Regions from separate parts of the Homo sapiens genome. Here region 1 is linked to region 2. Evidence: chromatin loops called from intact Hi-C (ENCODE). Cell type or tissue: mesothelial cell of epicardium. All regions are shown on one strand.

Region 1 (4,000 bases), 350 kb before region 2:
GTGTGTGCATGTGTATGCATGCATGTGTGTGTGTCTGTATGTGTATTTGTGTGTGTGTATGCATCTGTGTATGTGTGCATAATGACAAGGAAGGGATCACAGATTTGGCTCTCAGCTCTCTAGCAGTCAACACCAACAGGGAAGAATCCTTCACACACATCACAATGTTTAGAAGATAAAAGTAAACCAGTTGTTCAGAAGAACAACTATTGCTGAATCTAAAGCCAAAACAAATTTATCTTGAGAGACCTCGCAGAGAGGATATGTATAAAGTAATGATATCCTCAGCAACAGTCTTAATGCGAACAAAATTATTTCAAAGGATGTTTCTCCCAATCATCTTTACTATCCAACCAAACGGTAAACTGAAGAGAGTCAGCATGGAGCAATTGTGGCAGAATTGGAAATTAAATACCACACGTTCAGATGCTCTTGATCTCATCTTCTTCACAAGTTCTCTCCCATCTAAGCAGTGGGGATGGGGAAAACATACAAACTGTCAATTAATGACATATTTTTTTAAATAACAGTTTTATTGAGATATAATTTACCTATCATACAACTGACCTATTGAAGAAGGCATACAACTCAATGGTTTTTCATATATTCAGAGTTGTGCAATCATCACCACAATCAATCTGAGAACATTTTTATCCCTGAAACAAGAAACCCATACCCATAGCTGTCACTGCCTCCACCTTCCCCTCCCCCATACCAAGGCAACCAATTGTCTACTTCCTGTCTCTATAAATTGCCTATTCTGGACATTTCATATAAATGGACTCACACAATATGTTTTCTGTATGTGTGACTGGCTTCTTTGACTTCCTGCTTTCAAAGTTTTTCAGGCTGTAGTATGTATCAATTCTTTATTCCTATTATTGCTAAATAATACTCTGTTGTGACAAAGGGCATTTTGGTCTCCTCTGGTTCCAACAGGCTCCCTGGGGTAACTGGGTCTTTCAGGCCAGGGTGCAGCTCTCCAGGTTTCCTCTTCGAGGCTTTGCACCTCCCAAGAAGGTGTTTAGGGATGTGGGAGTGGGGGTGGTATGGGACACCTCGCGGCCTCACAGTGCTTTTGGGTCAGTGCTGGCAGGTCTGATTCCGAGCTCCGGACTCTCTGGTCCCAAGGCACCCAGCTGCCTTTCATGGCAACCGTCTGCACTGCCCATCACCCATTCCGCTCAGAGAGCTCTCCATTTGAACAGCCTGCCTTAACCCCTGTGGCCACGGCTGATCCCTCGCTCCTGGCCCCTCTGAGCTCACTCACATGGTCCATTTTTGCACCCTGCTAACCCTGTGCCCCATGGCGTGCAGGGGGTCCCAGATCACCCCATGTCCCGCAGGAGTGAGGACCGCTCAGGAGCAATGCCGCCGTGCCGTCCCCTGCTAGCTCACAGCCATCCATGCAGCCGACCCCTGGGCTCTGATGAGGCCTGCGCAGCCCCCACCCTCTGTGCTTTGCACGCCTCCCTGGGAGGCACTAGCATCACTGTCCTCTGGGCTTCAGCCCCGTGGGAAGAAGGCAGGACTCGTGGGTCACAGGCCTCCTTTCTATTTCATTCCTCACTGGACCACAGAGTTGGGCCTTCTCTCCTCTCTTGGGGTTTGAGGACTTCCATTAGGATATGGATCCTGAAATCTCTCTAGACTTGACTTACAGTAAATTAAATATGCTTCTATAGACCAAACTTTTTCCATTCATTCGTTGGCAGAGATTTAGGTTGTCTCCATGTCTTGACTATTGCAAATAAGGCAACGAACATGGGACTGACGCTATCTCTCAAGATCCTCATTTTCTCTGCATGTACACCCAGTGGTGGGCTCTTACTCAGCGTTAAAAAGAAGGAGATCCTGCCATTGGCAACAACATGGAAGAACCTGGAGGACATTGTGCTAAGTGAAACAAGCCAGGCACAGAAAGACAAGCCCCACATGACTTCATGTACATGTGAAATCTTAAAAAGCCAAACTTATAGAAACAGAGAATAGAACGGTGGTTGCCAGGGCTGGAAGGAGGGGAAATGGGGAGATGTTGGTCAAGGAGTACAAAGTTTCAGTTACTGAAGATGAAGAAGTTCTGGAGACTCAGTGCACAGCATGGTGACTATAGTTAATAATACTGTATTATATACTTGGGATTTACCAAGAGGGTACATCTTACCTGCTCTCATCATAACAAACAAAAAAGAAAAGAAAAAAGACAAAAATGGTAACTGTGAGCTAAGGAATGTGTTAGTTTGATTGTTGTGATCATTTCAGTGTGTGTGTGTGTGTGTGTGCGTGTGTATAGAAATGAAGTTGTATACCTTAAAGATACACAATTTTATTTGTCAATTATACCTCAATAAAGCTAAAAATTTCAATATTTAGCCCCAGCAACCCTGGCTTTTGATATGTTATTGGTATTTTAACAAATTTAAGGAAAAATTTCTTTGGAGACTAATCTTTTTAGGAACTCAACAATCCTATTTTGGTAGTTAAATTGTGAATATTGACCCCTTTTTCTCCATTTTTCTGTTATAATAATAGAACTTCCTTCCCATCACCAGTTTGGATATAGATGCTGTAGCTGGCTAAACTGGGAGAAATTATGTACATGGAAATATGAAAAAGAAAAGCAAATATTATAATTTCTATCACAAACTTCCTAGAGGTAGGAAAGGGGCAAATCTGAAAAATGGAATCCTGAGGCTGTTTGTTCAGATGCACGAGGGTGAAAGATGAGTGAAAAATGACTGACAGTTTCTGATTTAGGTGAGTAGGTGGCTACCACAAACCAGGGTAGGAATAGAAGAGGGTTGGAGAAAAATACTGGTCTACACTGGGGCATGTAAGTATGAAGGTGCTTATGGTACATCCAGGTGGGGTGGAGGGCTTGGGCAGGTCTGGAGGCATAAACTCTTTTAAAGAAGATGGGCTGGAGATGAACATTTAGGGCCCCGTACCATTCAGGTGGTAAAGGAAAACTGGGAGTGGGGAATTAGAGATTTCCCTGGGGATTGGCTGCAGAAATGCCAAGGCTTTGGAGCTGCTTGGAGCCTACACAAAAGCCTCCTAAATGGCTTTGCTCTGGCATTAAGAAGGTGGTTTCATAGTTTGCAAATTAATCCCAGCCTACCTTGTACCCTCAACACACAGAGACATGGATATTCAACATGACCCCATTGCTTCTGAACTGCACCAATCCCTAAATTCAAGGTCCTGCACAGCATGATCTTAATGTGTTTTTGTGATCATATCTCTTCATTCTTCCCAATGCATACTCTGTGCTCCATCAAAGAATAGGGCTCTCTCATCTGGAAAACCCCATGTTCATGCCTTTGCTGTTGATATTTCTTCCTTCTGGAATGCATTCCACCCCAGGCTTTTCTCATTTAGAGACCCTGTTCAGATGCTACTTCTATGAATATTTCCCTGACCTTTAAACTTTTGCCAACATTTGTAAAGAACAAAATATGTGCAAAGCACTAGGCTAAGCACTGAGAAGGACACTGATGGGAATGAGTCTCAGTTTCTACCCTGTAATAGACCAAAACTCTATTATGAAGGAATCAATGCTTCTCAAAAGGTGGCTCACCCACTCCCTACATAAAAGGGTTCAGATTCCAAGGCCACACCCCAAACCCACTGCATGAGAATCTCCGTTTTGGAACTCAGAAATGTGCATTTTTGACAAGTTTCTCAGTGACCTTTATGCCACGGGGAGAATATTTTCCTTCCTTCCTGATATGGTAGTTGTTAAGAGACAGTTAAGACTAAGTGAGATACTGCTTTGAAAGCAGCAGGGCACCATTTCAAAGGCCTGTGGTGGGCCTCTCTTTACCAAAGTGTGTCATTCATTGCTGTCCTGTTCAAAAATCCTATACTTTGTGTCCTTGACTTTAAGCTCATTCCTGTCCCACCCTAGAAGAGGCACACCTGATTTTTAGGCGATTCCCACTGACTGTGCGATACAGAGGCGCATGCAAGCATCAGGTATTACTCATATCGTTACTGT
Region 2 (4,000 bases):
AGAAGGAAAACCCACAGGACCTAACTGCTACTGAAAATCAGGAGTTAGCTGGCACAGTAGCTCACACCTATAATCCCAGCACTTTGGGAGGTTGAGGCAGGCGGATCACCTGAGGTCAGGAGTTGGAGACCAGCCTGGCCAAAATGGTGAAACCCCATCTCTACTGAAAGTACAAAAGTTAGCCAGGTGTGGTGGTGCCTGCCTGCAGTCTCAGCTACTTGGGAGGCTGAGGCAGGAGAATCTCTTGAACCTGAGAGGGAGAAGTTGCTGTAAGCCAAGATCGCACCATTGCACTCCAGCCTGGGTGACAAAGTGAGACTGTGTCTCAAAAAGAGAAAATCAGGAGTTGTACTCTGGGAAACAGCAAATAAGGGGCTTCAAGGAGGTAAAAACCAGTCATTGAACTGTTACAATAGCCCTGAGGCAACACAGAGTTGTATTCATTGCTTGCCCAGGTCAGACTGTCCCAAGCACTGTACAGGATGTCCCAAGCACTGTACACTGTGCTAGGACGAAGTGTTTTGCTTGTTTTGAGAAAAGGGTTGAAGAGACCATTCTTTCCATTGTCCTTCCTCTAGAAGTGTTTCCCCAAAACATTCTAGACTCGTTATTCCTATCCTATAAATTATGCAGGAAAGGAGGTTCTGCACCATGCTAGGTTGGGAAGTTCATCCTTTCATCTAATTCACAGCTGTCCCTCTGTGTTTCTGAGAAAGCAAAGAGAGGGGGGATACTTAGAGGGAATTTGGCAGCACTTTCCCCTGGGCAAGAGCCTCCTCTTTGGAGGTAACAAGCCCTGAGAGTCTCAGATGCATGCTGAACCACCACACTGCAGGAAGGGGTCAGATGGGCTGAAAAGAATCAGCGATGACCTCGACTGTCAACATCCCCAGCATAAGCACAGAGCTGGGTACCTGGGGGCAGGTGAATTGGCAAAGGATTTAAAGGCCCTGATCCCAGCGGTTCCTAATGCATCACCCACATTGACAACTCAGAGAAAGGCACAGTTGGTGGATGAGTCTAGAGTTTGTAGGTAGAGAACAGGGCCCTCCACCCAATCCAGACCTGTGTCATTGAGACTGGGATGGGATGCAGTTTTGTGGTCTTGAGACCATGTCATCCCTCTCTTCCTGAATACTACCCCCTTCCCTAGGGGGCAGTGGTGACATGGGACAGAATAAATTCACCTCATACACATTTGTTCCTGGGGCTGTGGCAACGCAGTGAAAGGGCCTGCCACCTTACTTGAAGTCCCGGGCAACTAGCAGTATCCAGAAGAGAAGACCTTTTTCAGGGACTGGAGGTCTGTTTCCCTCTTGGGGAAATGCTAACTTCCAACCTCAGTGCTGGTAACTTACCACTGTGCTGGCCTCTGCCCCACCTGCCCTCTAACAGGACAGTGAGAGTCCCTCTTAGGGTTAACCAGGTGGGTTGTTTTTTGTTTTGTTTTTGTTTTCCCCATCTTCAGTTTGGAGTGAAAGTTAGGAAGGCTGTGCAGTAGTGATGAGAGGAGGGCATGATTTTAGCATGACCTTTTCCTCCTCTCCCTTTATGCTTTACAATGAAAAGCTCAGGAACCTTCTCCCCACACAGTCGGATCTCCGGAGGCATCTGCAGGGATCCCAACAGTGTCGGGCTCTGCAGTCGGACTCTGCAGGGATCCGAACAGGGTCGCTGAGACCAGTGCACGAGCCTCTTCGGAAGATGCATCCTGGACTCTTGGCCGCAGAGGAGAAAGCGGTTGGGGTCTCCCAGGGACTCTTTCTAAAGGGTCAGTCCAGCATGGTAGGGGTTAACGTGGGTCCACGCGTAGAGGGAAAGGAAAGAAGTTGTAGTTGACACTTCAGGGGGGCGGGTGGCGGACGGGTCTCGCTGCCTGATTGGTTTTGCATTTCATCCCAATTTTTTTTTCTCCACTCTCTCTCCCTCTTTTCAGTTTCTCTCTCTGATCCCAGGGGAGGGGAAACGGGAATAGTGAGAGATCAAAAATAAACCTCTTATGTCAAGCCGGGAAGGAAGTATAAATAAGAAGGGCTCGGCAGCCCACTCGGTGCTTCCCGGGGTGGGGAGGAGGCAGGAGGCGGCTGCGCGGGGCTGGCGCGGGCAGGGGCGGAGGACGGGCGCACGCGGGCCGGGGCCAGCTGCTCGCGCTCGGCTCGGGGGCGGCGGCGCGGGAGGAGCGGGCTGCGCCAGCCAGAGGGGCCGCCGGGGGAGCGCTCCCGCCGCCGGGCCCCGCGGGCCGAGTCGGCCTTGCACCCGATTGATTCCGCTTTTCCTGGAGAGAGCGGCCGGGCCGCGCTCGGGCCGCCAGCACCTGCCCGCGCCTGGCGGGCTTCTTCCCTCTCCTGCGCGCAGCCACCGCCGCAGCCCCCATGCTCCCCGCCCCCGCCGCCCCCCGGTGGCCTCCGCTCCTGCTGCTGCTGCTGCTGCTGCTGCCGCTGGCCCGCGGCGCCCCGGCCCGGCCCGCAGCCGGGGGGCAGGCCTCGGAGCTGGTGGTGCCCACGCGGTTGCCCGGCAGCGCGGGCGAGCTCGCGCTCCACCTGTCCGCCTTCGGCAAGGGCTTCGTGCTGCGCCTGGCGCCCGACGACAGCTTCCTAGCGCCCGAGTTCAAGATCGAGCGCCTCGGGGGCTCCGGCCGGGCGACCGGGGGCGAGCGGGGGCTGCGCGGCTGCTTCTTCTCCGGCACCGTGAATGGGGAGCCCGAGTCGCTGGCGGCGGTCAGCCTGTGCCGCGGGCTGAGCGGCTCCTTCCTGCTGGACGGCGAGGAGTTCACCATCCAGCCGCAGGGCGCGGGGGGCTCCCTGGCTCAGCCGCACCGCCTGCAGCGCTGGGGTCCCGCCGGAGCCCGCCCCCTCCCGCGAGGACCCGAGTGGGAGGTGGAGACGGGAGAGGGTCAGAGGCAGGAGAGAGGAGACCACCAGGAGGACAGCGAGGAGGAGAGCCAAGAAGAGGAGGCAGAAGGCGCTAGCGAGCCGCCACCGCCCCTGGGGGCCACGAGTAGGACCAAGCGGTTTGTGTCTGAGGCGCGCTTCGTGGAGACGCTGCTGGTGGCCGATGCGTCCATGGCTGCCTTCTACGGGGCCGACCTGCAGGTAGGACTGAGAGCCTCCTCCAGCCGCCGTGCCCGGAGGCCCCCCAGACGCCTCCCAGCGTCTCTAAAATCTCCCCTTCCAATCCCTCTGAGAAAAAAAAAAAAAAAAAAAAAAAGCCCTCCCCACTCATCTTCTCCAGCCTTACCCCAAACGAGATTCTCTCCTGTCTGAGAAAGAGCAGTAACTCTTTTCTGAACTTCTGCCACCCTGGATCCCTGCGCCCCCACCCCCAGGTCCCTTCCAGTTTAGAGTGGGGCTGCCGACGCCCATCCCTCTCATCCGAATCTCCCGCGGCACGTGGCGCACTGACCCGAAAGTGGGTATCAACGCATTCCCCGGCACCTGCCTCTCCCAGCAGAGATGAAAATTGAGCGTTTACGAATAGCTCCCACTCCCACCCCTCAGCCCTCTACTGCCTCCAGATCTGAGAGGCTCCCAGGGAAAGGCAGATGGGATGGAGAGAGATGGCTGTCTGATTCCCTTGGGTATGGAGGTCGCCATAAGCAAAAGACATTGTTTGAAAGGAGCTGAACCTGGAGAGGGGCTGCCCAACTTCTGTGCAGCCAGCTGGTTGTGATCAATGGGGCATGGACTACCTTGCCAACCTGGCGCTCAGCCCCGGCAGAACTTGGCAATGCCAGCAGCCAGCACAAGAGGGAGGGGCAGAGAACTTCTGCCTGGGGGCTCAGCCCAGGAGCTGAAGCTTTGGTGGAAACGCGAGGGGCGCAGGGGCTGGAACGAGCTCTTTGGGTGAATGTCTCTAGTAAAGCCAGACCCACACTTGGTCCACCCAGCTGCCCTTAGCCCAGACACAGCTCTTACCTAAACAGGGGAGAAAAACAGAGTCCAGGGGATGGCTACCTAACCAGACCATTTCTAACTAGATGCAAAGATGGTGCTGACTCAGC

Evidence for each region. Hi-C counts contacts between places; a loop is a spot of excess contacts. Peaks named below come from ENCODE experiments on the same cell type or tissue, not always from the same donor. Only the 100,000 strongest peaks of a DNase experiment are listed, where the experiment ranks them.
Region 1: it touches region 2 in a loop (10-fold over the local background); 3 of 110 quality-filtered maps call a loop at or near these places.

The regions. Positions count from the first base shown.
Region 1 is chr11:130,775,568-130,779,567 of GRCh38, reverse strand. The region is part of intron 3 of LOC105369576 (a long non-coding RNA gene); the gene reads left to right. Among named protein-coding and RNA genes, the nearest start is that of LINC02551, 85 kb to the left of the region's middle. In mesothelial cell of epicardium, no CTCF peak of the experiment used is centred here; no DNase peak of the experiment used is centred here.
Region 2 is chr11:130,426,659-130,430,658 of GRCh38, reverse strand. It overlaps ADAMTS8 (ADAM metallopeptidase with thrombospondin type 1 motif 8), which reads left to right and starts at 2,050. Exons shown (of 9, transcript NM_007037.6): 1 at 2,050-3,092. The coding sequence starts at 2,373. In mesothelial cell of epicardium, no CTCF peak of the experiment used is centred here; DNase peaks (open chromatin) are centred at 2,140, 2,748 and 2,754.